2 separate regions of the Homo sapiens genome follow, and region 1 is linked to region 2. Evidence: read pairs that join two places in POLR2A ChIA-PET (ENCODE). Cell type or tissue: GM12878. All regions are shown on one strand. Links, peaks and the distances in the headings refer to the core of each region. The heading gives the core; the rest is flanking DNA. Region 1 overlaps CDC73 (cell division cycle 73). Region 2 has its middle 35 kb from the start of RGS2-AS1.

The links. ChIA-PET counts read pairs that join two places held together with the same protein. Peaks named below come from ENCODE experiments on the same cell type or tissue, not always from the same donor. Only the 100,000 strongest peaks of a DNase experiment are listed, where the experiment ranks them.
Region 1: POLR2A ChIA-PET joins it to region 2 with 5 read pairs; 2 of 35 experiments call an interaction of 5 or more read pairs at or near these places.

Annotation. Positions count from the first base shown.
Region 1 is chr1:193,144,311-193,152,652 of GRCh38, forward strand. CDC73 (cell division cycle 73) reads left to right here. Exons shown (of 17, transcript NM_024529.5): 8 at 3,557-3,655; 9 at 5,994-6,072; 10 at 8,070-8,134. Among named protein-coding and RNA genes, the nearest start is that of MIR1278, 12 kb to the left of the region's middle. In GM12878, for the core only: no CTCF peak of the experiment used is centred there; no DNase peak of the experiment used is centred there.
Region 2 is chr1:192,979,145-192,987,486 of GRCh38, forward strand. No RefSeq gene overlaps it. Among named protein-coding and RNA genes, the nearest start is that of RGS2-AS1, 35 kb to the left of the region's middle. In GM12878, for the core only: no CTCF peak of the experiment used is centred there; a DNase peak (open chromatin) is centred at 4,467.

The DNA of each region.
Region 1 (8,342 bases), core at 280-8,279, 170 kb after region 2:
AAAACTAATAAAAAGGAGATCACTAGAAGGAAGATGTTAATCACCTGTAATTCTGCTGCATAGTAGATTGATGATAATATTGATTAATTCTTCTTTATTTTTAAAGTAGTGAGATTTGCTTTTCATATATTTTCAACTATTTTTTATAATAAGACTAAGATTTTATGTGCATTTTTCATTGTATTGACCTTTGCAGTGATGGTACACAATCAATGGTTGGTAAAACTGCTGGTCATGGTGTGAATCAAGGCAATGGCACTTAGCCATTGTGTTCTTTACTCACGAATGTCCTTGATGACGTTTTTAAAATTTATGAATTTTGTTAAATCTTGACCCTCAAGTGTGTCTTTTTATTATTTTGTGTGACGAAATTGGAATGTAGAAGCACTTCTGCAAACATGATGGTTATTCTCATCAAGAGACTTGTGCCGTTGTGTGAAGTATGAACTGAATCAACATTTTTTTATTTAAGTAACTGTTATTCAGACTTGGTTATTTGGCAGACTTTTTTTTTTTTTTTTTAAATGAAGGAAATAAATTTGTTCCTTGAAGGAAAGCAACTGATAGTATTTGTTGCCAATGATAAAATGACAGCTTTCGTGAGAAAATTAGAATTTTGGGAAGTTTCTTTATGCTGCTGTCACCATAACACTTTTCTAATTCTTTTTCCACCCATAAGTAAAGAAACAAGCAATTTTCTAATTCTTAAAGTCTTCTAGTGAGTCTTTTACAAATAATATTAACAAGTATAATTTGTTGATACTGTATAATTAACCATGTTAATATTTGGAAAATGTGCATAATTCAGTGATTGATATTTTCCAGATGACCAGTGAATGCTGTCACAAATCATGCATGGGTAGAAAGTTCATTTAAAGTGCAAGGAGACTGATGGATTTTAAAGTACCTATGCAAAAAGTTTATGGATGTGGTTTCCATGTTGCATTAACCTTTAAGAACCATTTATTGCATTTTGGTATGATATCAAAGAAGACTATCCACAGTTACCTGAAAAACCTTTTCCAGCTGTTTGTGTGAGGATAGATTCTCTCGGTATTCTTTGACCAAATAAGATAGCACATTTATGACCAAATAAGAAAGCACAATAAATGTCGAATGTAGAAGCTGATCTGAGAATACAGCTGTCTTCTATTAAGCCAGAGATTAAGGAAATTTGCAAAAATTTAAAACCTGCCACTCTTTCTTGTCATTACTTTTATGCATTTTGAAAAGTGATTTTTCATGAAATATGCTATTATGTTTACATGGAATCTTGTTTTCTTATTTTTAAAAGAATTTAAATTTTTTTCAATTTTAATCTTTAATTCAATAGATACTGTAGTTCACACAAACTTAAAGCTCTTTGGGGTGCTCAGTAATTTGTAAGAGTGCAAAGGGGTCCTGAGACTTATATTTGCTGCTCCAGAGAATTATAGGAACTAGTTAGCACTGCAACTGGTATAGTGATAATAGTTATGTTTCAAGCAGCCTCTCATTTTATATACATATTTATTTGTATAGTATTTATTTAACATCTACAAACTAGGCAAGTGCTAAACACTGACCAGAGGTGCATTGGTCCTAGCTCTCACAGAAGTTATACTCTTCAGCAGAAGTCAATATTAAATAAGCGGTAATTATTACGTACATTATAGGGCAGACACCCAGCAAGGGCAGTTAACTTAGTTGAGAGTAAAGAGGAGTGATACCTAAAGAACAAAAACTAGTGAGGGAGGTGAGAGGGGTAAGGTGGGAAGAGTGGTCCCAGCCAAGGAAACAGAATGCCTTGTTTAAAGAAGAGAAATTATGTTGTATTTGAGGTTCATGAGGGCAGCGACCATGTCTTTTTTGATCATCATTGTACCCAAGTGCCAAGCAAGGTGTTTGGCTTAGAGTAGATTCTTACTACATATTCCTTCAAATGTTAAGTGATTGATAGGCAGCATAAGAAGAGCCCCAAAGGAACTGTCAGACATTAGGGGTAAAACCAAGAGAGAGTAGCATCTCAGAGGCCAAGTATCTTTGTCTGTTTTGTGCTGCTGTGGATATCACAGACTGGGTAATTTATGAAGACAAGAAATTTATTTCTCATATTTCTGTAGGCTGGGAAATCCAAGAGCATAGCAGTGGCATCTGGTGAGGGTCATTTCATGGCAGAAGGCAGAAGCAAGCAAGCAAGCAAGCAAGCAAGCAAGCAAGCAAGCAAGCAAATGAGACACAGAGAGAAATGGGGCCAAACTTACTCTTTCGGGAATCCGAGCCCACTTTTGCAATAACAACATTAATCCATTCGTAAGGGTGGAGCCCTATGACCTACCTAATCACCTCCTAAAGGCTCCACCTCCTAATACTATTAGAATGGAATAAAATTTCAACATGGGTTTTAGAGGAGACATTCAATCCATAGCATGAAGGAAGAATATTTCATGAAGGAAAGAGTCGTCAGATTAGTTAGCTGTGTTGACTTTTGATCAGCATGTAATTGCATTGTGAGTTGAAGAGCATTTGTACTTGTACTTTCCAACTTACACATCTTTGAAAAGTGTACATTGACTTCTGATAGTATCTCAAAACTCATATGTAGCAATCTGAAATTAGCACTGGAGTTTAACAGGAGGATGTAGTAGTTGATTATTTTTTTTTCTGAACTAGAAGCCTCTTTTGACAAATGTATTTATATTTTATTTAGATTTTTTTTTTTAGACGGATTCTTGCTCTGTCTCCCAGGGTGGAGTGCAGTGGCGCTATCACGGCTCACTGCAAGCTCCACCTGCTGGATTCACGCCATTCTCCTGCCTCAGCCTCCCAAGTAGCTGACACTATAGGTGTCCACCACCACGCCCAGCTAATTTTTTGTAGTTTTGGTAGAGACGGGATTTCACCGTATTAGCCAGAATGGCCTCAATCTCCTGACCTCATGATCCACCTGCCTCTGCCTCCCAAAGTGCTGGGATTACAGTCACGAGCCACCGTGCCCGGCCTTATTTAGATTTTAACTTGCTTTCTGGTTATATATTTGAACAGATGCAGAATATGAATACATTTGTAGCAGTTTTTTTTTTCTTTTTTTTTTTTGAGATGGAGTCTCGTTCTATTGCCCAGGCTGGAGTGCAGTGGCATGATCTTGGCTCACTGCAAACTCCGCCTCCCGTGTTCACACCATATTCCTGCCTCAGCCTCCCGAGTAGCTGGGACTACAGGCACCTGCCACCACGCCCAGCCAATTTTTTGTATTTTTAGTAGAGACGGGGTTTCACCTGTGTTAGCCAGGGTGGTCTCCATCTCCTGACCTCGTGATCTGCCTGCCTTGGCCTCCCGAATGTAGCAGTTTAAGTAAAATGAAAATGATGAAATGAATACCATGGGATTTACAATAATCAGTCTCTGGATCAATATCTTAGTAGTGGTTGGTTTTTACATATGTGTATAATAATGATACCTTATGACATATGTAGTAGGGAAGAATCGATAGTAAGATAACTTAGTCTTAAATTATCAACTAAATTTACTATTGTATATTTAAAGTGGGCTTAATTAAAATCCATTTATATTTTAGAATTTTTCCAAGAACATTTTTGCAATTCTTCAATCTGTAAAAGCCAGAGAAGAAGGGCGTGCACCTGAACAGCGACCTGCCCCAAATGCAGCACCTGTGGTAAGAATGCTTTACTGCTTTACAGTAGATTTAATGAAGTTGCCACTTATATTGCAGTGTAGTAACGTTGAAGACATCTTCACATTTTAAAATCAGTGGATTCTAAACCTTTTGCTCCTTTAGCATATCTGAAAGATGTGAAAGCCCTCCCCAACATTAAAAGTTACTTACTTCAGCAGTAATTCTTAACTGGAGCAGTAATTCTTAATATACCTGGGTCAGAGTCTGAAAAAGGTTAATTAGGGAAAGCCCTCTATTTATTTTAGGTAAACTGTGGCTGGCCTACTCATTGTTGCTTGGGACAATTGCTAACCATTGTTAATAACATAAATCCCTGTTAACTCCCAGTTTGGGGTTCTTTTTGGCATTGTATCTATTACATCTTGGTGAATGTATTTCTCTTGATCACCAGCCATGCTGTCCTTTAATTGTACCTCCATTTCAGCTGCTCTGAGAGTTGACTGCCTTCTCTTTGAAGTGCCACTTAAGACCCTCCCAAAGTAAATTTCACGTATGACATATAGCCTATATTTAAATTCAAACATCCTCTAATTTTGTTGAAAATCCTTCCAGCTATTTTCATATGATTCAACAAAGGAATAAAACATACAAATGAAATTGTTTCTATTTTCTGCAATAGAAAATAGAAGATTCTATAAATAGAAAATTTATAATTTTTTTTTTTTTTTTTTTTTTTTTTGAGACAGTCTCACTCTGTTGCCCAGGCTGGAGTCAGTGGCACGATCTTGGCTCACTGCAACCTCCGCCTCCTGGGTTCAAGCGATTCTTCTGCCTCAGCCTCCCAAGTAGCCAGGATTACAGGCGCATGCCACCCCACCCAGCTAATTTTTGTATTTTTAGTAGAGATGGGGTTTCGTCCTGTTCAAGACCAGGCCGGTCTTGAACTTCTGACCTCAGGTGATCTGCCCACCTCGGCCTTCCAGAAAACCTTCTATATTTTTAAAACTCTGTTTCAAGTTTTAAAAGGCACATTGAAATGTATTAGAGTACTAATACAGCCTTTGCAACTACTTTGTAGTAGTTTTATTTGCTCATGAAATTGTTGGAATTTAACTTTTAAAGATGGTAGGCTTTTGTTGATAATTAGATAAATACTTTTAGTTGACTCTCCATCAAGTACTTAAGTGCCTTCTATTAGGAAGTCTGCTAATGATCTTGAGATACAATAGTGAGAAAGATTATAGTCCCTACTTTCTTTGAGCTTATAGTCTAATACAGCAGTCCCCAACCTTTTTGGCACCAGGGACCAGTTTCGTAGAAGACAGTTTTTTCATGGACCAGGGGGAGGTTTTTGGAATGAAACTGTTCCACCTCAGATCCTCAGGGTTTAGTTAGATTCTCAAACGACCATGTAACCTAGATCTCTCAGCAGTTCCCTACTTATTAGATGTTTTTTTTTTTTTAAAGTAGTGGAGTAAGAGCTATGATGGCAAAGCACAAGGTACTTAGAATTATGAATTTGTTGACATTTTGAATAGCTGTTGATAGGAAACATGTCAAACCTTAAAACAGTTTTACCATTTGTGACTGATTATTCTTTCTGTATATTTATATAATCGTTAGAATACTTGAAGGTTTTAATGTTTGGCATTTGACTATAGAAGTATATGCCTAGTGTGAAGTAAGCATATACTTATCATTCTTGATAGGTATTGATAAGTATATTTTATTTGGCATAATATTTGATATAGAATCCTATCATAATAAAATGAAAAGTATTTCAGTCTTCATGAATTTTCCAAGTAGCTTTGGGAATATTCCTAAATATGTGTTTTTAGTTTGTTAAACATTGTGAGTTTTGATAAAGTATTTGTGATTAAATAATGCATCATTAGACTGACAGCCTTTTCTAATTATTTAAAAAAAATACGTCTTCAGTCTTACTCTGTTTATAATGGATTAATCATCATGGCTTTCATGTTTATTTAAGGATTAATAATTTGGGTTTTTTTGTTTTGTTAAAACAATCATAATTGCAGGGAAGAGTATTATGTCGTAAAGGTACTTTAGCCAGGTATGGTGGCTCATGCCTGTAATCTTAGCACTTTGCGAGACTGAGGTCGATCACCTGAGGCTGGGATTCAAAACCAGCTTGAGCAGCATGGTGAAACTTTGTCTTTATAAAAAAAAAAAAATTAGCTGAGTGTGGTGGTGCATGCCTGTGGTCCCAGCTACTTGGAAGGCTGAGGTGGGAGGATCACTTGGGCCCAGGAGGTCTTGGCTGCAGTGAGCCATGGTCATGCTACTGCACTCCAGCACATTAAATAAGTGACATTTAAAAATATTAACAAGTAACTCATAATTAATTTTTTTACAGGATCCCACTTTGCGCACCAAACAGCCTATCCCAGCTGCCTATAACAGATACGATCAGGAAAGATTCAAAGGAAAAGAAGGCAAGTTGCTTAATTCTTATCTTCCCCTTAGTGTGGTTGTGTTGAACTTGAGAGGCAGTGTGGCCTGATGTTTAAGGGTAAGGGTTGGCAAAGTAATGTCTACAGACCAGATCTTACCCACTGCAATTTTTCTTAAATAACATTTTGTTGGGACACAACCACACTCATTCATTTATGTATTTTATATATGGCTGCTTTGGCTTTGTGACATCAGTATTGAATTGTTTCAGTAGAGACTGTGTAGCCTACAAAGCCTAAAAATATTATCTGGCCCTTTACAGAAAAAAAGTTGGCCAACCCCTGGTTAATAGCATGGATTCTGGATCCAGATAGCTTATGTCGTAGTAACTTTTTGTGTGAATTTTAATGTTACTTTAACTGCATTCTGCCTTAGTTTTCTCCTGTGTATAATTAAAATGTTATTATAGTGCCTGTCTCTTACCATTATTGTGAGTATTGGACTGGTTAATAAATATTGAATTCCCAGAATAGTATCTGATATGTAAGTAAATTATCTATAAATGTTTGCTGTTATTCATACTGCTTTTGTTTTTATATAATTTAAAGTAGAGATTCTATATGTTAAGTCATTTTTCCCAAGTTATAAATGTGTATGTACATTGAGAACTTGGAAACAAATTTTGAGCAATGATGGGAGGACTTACTTTGTGATAGTCTACGTGGTATTCTGGCTAATGCAATAACACCATTTCTGCAGTTGTGAGGTGAGACTAATGTCAGTGTAACTTCCTCTTGGGATCTTCATTCATCATGACTTGATTCATGAAAATATTAGGTAGAAGCAACTGGAAGTTAATGATATTTTTAAGCATAATCTGAAATCTTCATTTAAGTTTTTTTTAAATGATATGTTGCCTTGATGCAATGAATTTTGTGTGCTGACTTCATTCAGTTGTTAAAGGCATGCACTGGATATGTGCCATAGAAAGACTACGTCCATTCTTTCATTATAATATTCAATGTTTTTCTTGAGGAATGAATTATATAAAGCAGAGGTTGATAAATTACAGCCCCCAAACTAAATATCACCCTCCATGGGCCAAATTGGGTTGCCCCCAATTGATCACATATATTGTTTATTCTGCTTTTGCACTAAAATACAGAATTGGGCAGTTGTGACAGATTTTAAGGCTTGCAATGTGTTAAAATATTTGCCTTTACAGAAAGGCATATTGGGATTCTGTCCTGGCACTCCAATCATTATTTACAACATTGCTTTCTATAAAATATGTAATATGGTTGATTGCTGTAGCTCACACCTGTAATCCCAGCACTTTTGGAGGTGGAGGCAGGAGGATTGCTTGAGTTCAGTACTTTGTGACCAGCCTGAGCAACATGGCAAAACCGCATCTCTACTAAAAATACAAAAAAATACCTGGGTGTGGTGGTGCATGCCAGTGGTCCTAGCTACTCGGGAGGCTGAGGTGGGAGGATTGCTTGAACCTGTGGAGGGGGGATGGGAGAAGAGGTTGCAGTGAACTGCAGTGCCACTGTACTCCAGCCTAGGTGACAGAGTGAGACCCTGTCTCAAAAGAAAAAATATATATGTATGTATGTATATAAAAATAAGTATATGCCTTATGACTGAAACTTTGGAACACTACTTTTTATAACTTTGGGTCTTTTCATGGTATTAGATGCTTTTAGTGGTACTATCATTGAGTATTAGTAGTAAGTAATTTGGGGTTATAAAGTATTCAATCTTAATTTTTGAACATAATTGCAGAGATAGTCTTAACCAGCTTCTATACAATAGGCTTGCTGGTCTGTATTTAATATATTAATATTTTTTAACCTAGAGTCCTTTTTAAAGTTTTTATCTTCACAAGTACGTAATTTAATTTTACATAGTAGATTCAAGGCTTTGTATATTATTGAACCATCACATTCAATGTAGATTATTACTTTAGATTTGTTATAGGTCATAAGATACATGATCTATAAAATCTTAACAATAAGCCTCTTTTTTTTCGTAGAAACGGAAGGCTTCAAAATTGACACTATGGGAACCTACCATGGTATGACACTGAAATCTGTAACGGTAAGTTAATTTGGCTGTAGATGTTCTTTTGTTCCAGGGATTTTATGTGAGTAGCACATGTTGAAGTAAATCTTTAGTCTCTCATATTTTTTATTTCAAACATTTTTCTTTATTGATCACTTGTGCTGATTGATCTGTGTGGTGTATTATTTGATTCATGGGTATCCTGTTTCATTTTTCTTTTCCTTCAAATTAAGTTGAATATATG
Region 2 (8,342 bases), core at 197-8,196:
CGAGGCTGAGGAAGAATTAGAGCCTGATTCAGCCTGGTGGGGAGTGACCTGAGGAAGAGCAGTCTGGGGAGGAGGGGAGAGGTCAGATGGATCAGTAGAAAAGGGAGATTGAAAAGACTCATCAACGCTTTGGGGTTGGGACTGAGGGACAGGTGGGAGGGAAAGGAGGAGGATTTGGGACGAGTCTCATTGGGAACAGAGACTAGGGCATGACCGATGTGTCAAAGAATGCCTGGACATCAGGCACCTCAGACCATCTGCCCATTTTATGACAAGAATTATCTAGATCTTGTAGGATGGAGAAATTGAAAGTGCCGTTTTCTGGCTATTTGGAACAATTGTCGAGTTTGTATTGGGGTCAAGCGGCATTGCAGAAGAAAACAAGGCATTTAGGTTTTAGATCAGGTGTAAGATGACACAGGCTAAGGGAGAAGAAGGAGGAACGGAGGGTGGAAGGTTGCCCATAGTGAAGGAAGCAAGCCCAGAGAAAAGAGAGGGCAGCGACACGGAGAAGCGGGTGGTGAGCAGCCCTGGGCTGCAATGTGGGTGAGCTGCCAAAGTAAGCGTCCCGGCAATTGATTTGCCACCAAGGGAATGTGGGTGAATGACTAAGGCAGGCATCCCTGCAGTGATCAGACACCAATGGAGTGTGGGTGAATAATCAGGCGGGCGTCCCCGCATGATTAAACACCAAGGGAAGACTGTCTTCCTGAGTCCGTGACCGGCGCGGAGTTTTGGGTCCATGGATAAAATGTGTCTCCTTATCTCTATTAGAGAGGAAAAAGAACTGAAATTGGAAGGACAGGGAGATTGAAGGGTAGTGAGAGAGGGAGATTCAAGGATAGCGAGAGAGGCTGGAGAAGAGAGTGAAAAGAGGCCGCTTACCCAATTTAAAATTGGTGAGATGTTCCTTGGGCTGGTTGGTCTGAGGACCAGAGATCATAGGTGGATCTTTCTCACGGAGTAAAGGGCAGAAGGACAAGGGATTGATCTCCCAAGGGAGGTCCCCCGATCCGAGTCACAGCACCAAATGTCAGGCACGTCCATGTGAAGAGACCACCAAACAGGCTTTGTGTGAGCAATAAAGCTTTTTAATCACCTGGGTGCAGGCAGGCTGAGTCCGAAAAGACTCAGCAAAGGGAGATAGGGGTGGGGCCGTTTTATAGGATTTGGGTAGGTAGTGGAAAATTACAGTCAAAGGGGATTGTTCTCTGGCAGGCAGGGGCGGGGGTCACAAGGTGCTCAGTGCGGGAGCTTCTGAGCCAGGAGAAGGAATTTCACAAGGTAATGTCATCTGCTAAGGCAGGAACCTGCCATTTTCACTTCTTTTGTGATTCTTCAGTTGCTTCAGGCCATCTGTATGTATACATGCAGGCTTGGGCTCAGAGGCCTGACAGATATGTTGTGTTTACTTTTGTTGCCAACCAACACCACAGCTGCAGAACTATTCAAGTCTTTATATGATTACATATCAGGAAAACTGAATTGGGCGTTTTGTGTTGGTATATGCACAGACAGAGTGGCTGCCATGACTGGATGGCTTTCTGGTTTCACTACCCGGATCAAAGAGGTTGCTTCTAAATGTTAGTCTATACACTGCATCTTCCTATAGAAAAATTCTGGCTAGCTAAAAAATGTCACCTGACCTTAACCATGCTTTGCAGGATGTGATTAAAATTATCAACCACATTAAAGTACATGTCCTTAACTCACATCTTTTCACACAGCTCTGTGAGGAGATGGATGCAGAGCACAAGCATCTTTTCTTATACCCAGAAGTGAGATGGCTTTCTAAAGGTAGATCACTGAACAGAGTTTCTCAGTTAGGAGAGCCACTCCAGAGATTTCTTTTAGAAAAATGATCTCCATTGGCAGCACATTTCAGTGACCCAGAATGAATCACAAAACTTGCTTACTTGTGTGACACATTCAACCTGCTCAATGAACTCAATCTGCCAGTTCATGGGAGAACAACCACTGTGTTCAAGTCAGCAGATAAAGGGGCTGCATTCAAAGCCAAATTGGAATTATGGGGGCAACGAGTGAACATTGGGATTTTTGACATATTTCAAACATTAGCAGAGATTTTGAAAGAGACTGAGCCAGGGCCTTCTTTCTCCCACCTGGTTCGTGATCTCCTATCTCAGCTTTCAAAAGAGTTTGAGCATTACTTCCTAACCACAAAAGACCCCCGAAATGGAAAGGAATGGATCTGCAATCCATTTGTGAATAAGCCAGGTGAATCGACTTTGTCTGTGCTAGAAGAGGATCAACTGCTTGAGATCGCAAATGACTGTGGCCTTAGAAGTGTGTTTGAGACATTAAATCTCCATATGTTCTGGATTAAAGTCAAGATGGAATATCCTGGGATTGTCACAAAACCACTGAAAAGCCTACTTCCATTTCCAACCTCCTATCTTTGTGAAGCAGGGTTTTTTGAGTGACAGCAACCAAAATAAGATTCCAGAGTAGACGGTACATAGCAACATACTTTGGGTGTTACTGTCTCCCAACAGTGTCCCATCTGTCACCCCCAGATGGGACCATCTAGTTGCAGGACTATAAGCTCAAGGCTCCCACTGATTCTACTTTATGGTGAGTTGTATAATTATTTCATTATACATTACAATGTAATAATCATAAAAATAAAGTTCACAATAAATATAATGCCCTTGAATCATCCCTAAACCATCCCCCTACCCCATTCATGGAAAAGTTGTCTTCAGTGAAACTGATCCCTGGTGCCAAAAAGGTTGGAGACTGCTGACTTAGAACTTTCTCAAGTCCTTTAACCACCATCAAATTATTCACTTGTTGCTAGCAGGGCATAAGATTTTTTTACAGTTCCTTTTATTTGTTTGATCCAAGCACTGTAGTTTTCATCACCTCACTTTTTATAAAGGGTGAGGTGCTAGAATCCTATAGTATCTTAGAAGGTACAGGAGATACTGGATGGGAGATGCTATAATCTACATTCGTGATTAATGGTATCATTAGCACCAGTCTGCAAATGGAGACCAGACCGAGTCTTTAACGTTAGAGTTAACAGCCCGTAAACTGGGTACTCACTCAATGAATAACTGCAATAAAACATAAAGGGTAGAAAGAAGAAGATAAGCATTGATTATAATTTTAAGACATAAAGAGGCAGACATCTAATCAAATATAGATTACAAACAGCTGCACCAAGGAAAAGATCAAATTTCGGGGAAAGGAGGAACATGATCCTCTCTGGACTGAAAGATGGGAATAGGCTCAGATGTGTCAATGTGGGAGCTCGCAACGGGTCACCAGGTCACCCTAGCTCTGGGTTAACGGGAATCAGGGCCTGATCTTTAGATCCTGGAGCGATGAAACCTTTATGGCCCCCCCCCACCCCCACCCACCTTCAAAAACACCATATCGTATACGATGTGTAAAAAAAAAAATCCCATGATAATCCAATTTTCCATATAAATATTGTTTTTAATATTTTTCTCATTTTATGATGCTTGTTTTGACATAACTTAGCTTGCCTAATAGACACCTCTTCTATAAGGAGGACTTGGTCATATGCCCACAGTCAGGAAGCACTGTTAGACCCTCTGATTCTGAGGAAATTGAATACCATATATTCTCATCGACAGTGGGAATCTAATTAGAAATCGAAGATGAATTTAAGATTTGAGCTACAATTTCTGTGGCACTCACTCCCAAGGCTACTGGACCTTTTTGTTCACTTTTCAAATTGAAAATGGAAGCACGAGATGGTCTTGGGGATCTCTTCCTGAAGTTTTACACGGTCATGAATCTAAGAGCACATTTACAAAGGGCCATGGAAGGAGAAAGAAACGGGGTTCTAAATATGCTTCCCCTTCCCCTTCCCCTCAAAATAGCATTTTGGCCATAAGCTCACAGTTCTTCTCACCCTAGGGCACTCTCTGCCCCTTCACTCTTTCAGAGTTCTTACCCCAGGGCATAGGCATCCACACCCCAAGTTTATTGCAAATGAGAGTTTTAGTCATCTAGACACTTCTTCTAGATCAAGTCTGTGGGGCAGAAAATGAGAAAAGTCCCATATTGGAAGTCTGAATTCATATCCCCATAGAATCATTGTTATGCCGCTGGGTTGAGTTTTCTATTATTTCATTGTGTTAAGGATTAAATAAGCATTTGGGAACATAATTTCTATTTAGAAGATTAATTCCAAAGGAAGCTGTATTCTGAGTTCCAAACAGTGAAGCTAAGTCACAAAGAAAATTAACAAGTTCACTTTCAGTGAATATATATAGCACAGTTTTAAATTTGAATAATATATAGGAGAGGAGGGAACCTTAAAGTTTTAATATGGCCCTGCCAGGGTTAGGGTGGCAGCAATGGAAATGCAAAGAAGGTGATGATGAGTCATCGCAGAGGTAAACGAACTCCGCAAGACAGCCACAGAGTGTAGGAGGAGAAAGCAGAGGACGACTCAAAGATGACTACAACATTTAGTGTTTGGTGAGTATTACCAGAAAGGGAACAGGTAAGTCAGGAGGAAAGGCGTGAGCATATTTTGGGCCACAGTAGCTTTAAAAATATCTAGTTTAAAGTTATCTACTGAACTTTAAAAAGTTCAGTAGGTGGTCGGGCAGGAAACTGGGAGAGAAACCAGACCTTCAGAGTCATCTATATAGATGTGTGAGTTAAACCTGTATGAGAATGGAAGTGGCTAATAAAGAAAATAGAACATCACTAGAAAGGAAGCAATGTTATGCTCCTTAAATGTCATATAATTTTTTCTTATTTTCATCCTCACAGGATTAAAGCCTTGCTACTTCTCATTATGTGTATGGGAGAGGACTGAATATAGATAATTCAGTGAGGATGTGTGAATGGGAGGCAGAAAAGACAGCACAAGTGTAGAAAAACATTTCTTTTATCATTTTCCCAGTGGCTTGTATGAGAACCTGGATTCTTCCTGAATACAATTATGGGCAGTCTGTTTCCAGGTTCTATGGAAAATAGGTTAACATGTTTCTGAAGATGTCTCACTCCTGTGTGTGGGCAGAATGTGAGAGGATAACAGAGTGGTCCCAAGGACACTGTGGGAAGAACAGGTAGGCTGAAAGCCGTGATTCAGAAGACAACTAAGTCATCACTCAACTATGGCAGGAAGATGTCACCAAAAAGCCACAGATGAAGACATAAGTGAACCAGAGTCACCTTCAGTTGGGGTAAAACACAGGGTGGAGGAAAAAAATGGGGAAAATACATGGGGGTGTTACAATAGCCATGTTACCTGTTTCACAATTTTGTTGTGTCATTTTATGTGAAAACATTTTAGAAAGAAGTTTGAGGAGACTGGTTTAGGAGCTGTTAATCTGATGACCACATGAAGCCTGTCCTAATATCTTTTTAAATGTCTATAAGATGCAGAATAAGTGAAATATTCTATGAGAATAAAAGTAAGTTGATGTCAGAATCTTAGAGGGTTTGATTCCAATTATAAGTCTAATGAAGCTGAGCTGAGTGAAAATATTCTATCCTTATCTCCCAGTACACCCTGGCCACTTCCTGAAAAGGAGATGAACTGAATAAAAAAAAATGAGAAGTATTCATATTTTTATGTCCTTTGTCTATGATTCTGCTACCCAGGTTCAGTACCAACAGAAAGGCTAAAGTGCTTCTCTACCATTTGGAAATGAATCTGGATCCAATGAGCCCAAGCACTAATCTTCCCATTTGCCTCCCTCTACTCCCTCCCCACACCCATCAACCAATTGTGTTTATTTTCCCCATCTTTCTACAATCAGGCAATCCAGAAAATTAACCCAGAAATTAAGTTGACAGAAAACAGTGGGGAATAAGTAGTGGCAGCATGCTTTCGGAGAAGCGAAGCTCCATGAAACTAATGTCATTGTGAATATAAAAGAAATACCCTAGTTGAATGAGATCATGGAAATTACACTCTTTCCATCACATTATATCTCAAAATACCAAAGAAGCAGATAATACAAGTAGAAGAATACCAAAACAATGGTTGAAAAAAAATTACACCAAGATTTATTCAAATCTCTCCTCCAACCCCAACCTCCACTGAAATGGTTCGTTCTGAGGCTAACTTATATGTTAGGAAATTCATTTTTATAGGTATAAATCTAACTTTTTCTCCCCTCCAAATGAATAACAAACCACCATTTGTTGACTAATCCAATTTCCTATTAAATGGGATGCTTCCTTTATCATTTACTTTATTTCATATATATGTTGGTCAGGTTCTGAATTCTTCACTCTGTTTTCTGTTTTTCTTTCATTCAAACATTAATTGAGTTCCTAGTATGTGCCTCGTGCTGTTTCAGGTGCTTAGATACATCAGTGAACAAAAAGATCCCTGTCCTCATTCAAGCTTATATGATAGCAGGGGAAGACAAATAATACACAATAAGCATAATAGCTAAGTAATTTACCTGATATGTTAGAAAGTGATCATTGTTATGAAAGAAAAAGAAAAAAGATAATAAGAGCAAAGGAGGTTCTGGGAGCTGGGGAAATTACCATCTGAAATTGAGTGGTAAGCCTAGGCCTTATTAGCAAAGACTTGAAGGAGGTGAGAGAATTAACAAAGAAAATACCTGGAAAAATAGTATTCAGGAAGCAAACATATCAAGAGCAAATTTCTTAATTCTGAGTTATGCATAGTGAGTTTAAGGTATAGCAAGGAGTCCAGAGTAGTTGGAGTGAGAGGGTAAAGAAAAAGAACGATAATGATAGATAAAGCAGATTACGTGGGGTATTGTAGGCCATTGAGAGGATTTTGGCTTTATTCTGGTGAAATGGGTAATTGCTACAGTGTTTTAAGCTGTAGGAATATATAATCAGACTTACTTTTTCAATGTATCACTGTGGCTAATTATCTGAAAATAATTTTGTATGAGTACCAGGAGAGAAGTAGGGAGACCTATTAGAAAAAAATTGAAGTAATCAGGAAAGAGATGATGGTGGTACCTACCAATCAGCAATGTAGGCAGAGAGAAGTAATTCAGATCCCACGTATATTTTGAAAGTAAGGCTACCAGACTGTCTTAATGGATTGGATGTGGGGTATGAATAAGAAACTGTCTGAAATGACTCAAGGTTTCTTGGCTTGAGCAACTGGGATGAGCTGATAACCTGTAATTGCTCAGCTGCAATGGAAAAGGCTGCTGATACAGCAGGTCTTTGCGTGCGTGCGTGCGTGCGTGTGTGTGTGTGTGTGTGTGTGTATGAGAGAGAGAGAAAGCAGGGGTTTGTTGTTTAGGACATGTTGAGTTTGAGATGTCTATAAGACATTCAATTGGAATAATTCGTTGACAGTTGAATATATGAGTTGGAGTTGGAGAAAGGAATCTGAGCCAGAGATATAAATGTGGGGTTCACTGGCAAATAAATATTTAAAGCCATGGATAAACATAAGATCACCACAGTAGACAATGTAGATACAGCTGGGAAGAGGAAAAGGGCTCAACTGTGGAGCATTCCTACACTAAAAGCATGAGAAAAGGAAAACCCTGCAAAGGAGTGAGTGGCTAGTGGAGCAACAGAAAATTCTGGAAGCCATGTGAAGAAAACTTACCAAAGCAGTAGTGAGAGATGACAGCGTGCTGGCAGTCCTCACAGCCCTCACTCGCTCTCTGCGCCTCCTCTGCCTGGGCTCCCACTTTGGCGGCACTTGAGGAGCCCTTCAGCCCACCGCTGCACTGTGGCAGCCCCTTTCTGGGCTGGCCAAGGCCGGAGCCGGCTCCCTCAGCTTGCAGGGAGGTGTGGAGGGAGAGGCGCCAGCGGGAACCGGGGCTGTGTGTGGCGCTTGCGGCCAGCTGGAGTTCCGGGTGGGCGTGGGCTTGGCGGGCTCCGCACTCGGAGCAGCCGGCCGGCCCTGCCGGCCCCGGGCAATGAGGGACTTAGCACCCGGGCCAGCGGCTGTGGAGGGTGTACTGGGTCCCCCAGCAGTGCCAGCCCACTGGTGCTGCGCTCCATTTCTCACCGGGCCTTAGCTGCCTTCCCGCGGGGCCGGCCTCGGGACTGCAGCCCGCCATGCCTGAGCCTTCCCCCGCCTCCGTGGGCTCCTGTGCAGCCCAAGCCTCCCCGACAAGCGCCGCCCCTGCTCCACGGCACCCAGTCCCATCGACCACCCAAGGGCTGAGGAGTGCCAGCGCATGGCATGGGACTGTCAGGCAGCTCCACCCGCAGCCCTGGTGTGGGATCCACTGGGTGAAGCCAGCTGGGCTCCTGAGTCTGGTGGGAACGTGGAGAACATTTATGTCTAGCGCAGGGATTGTAAATACACCAATGGGCACGCTGTATCTAGCTCAAGGTTTGTAAACACACCAATCAGCACCCTGTGT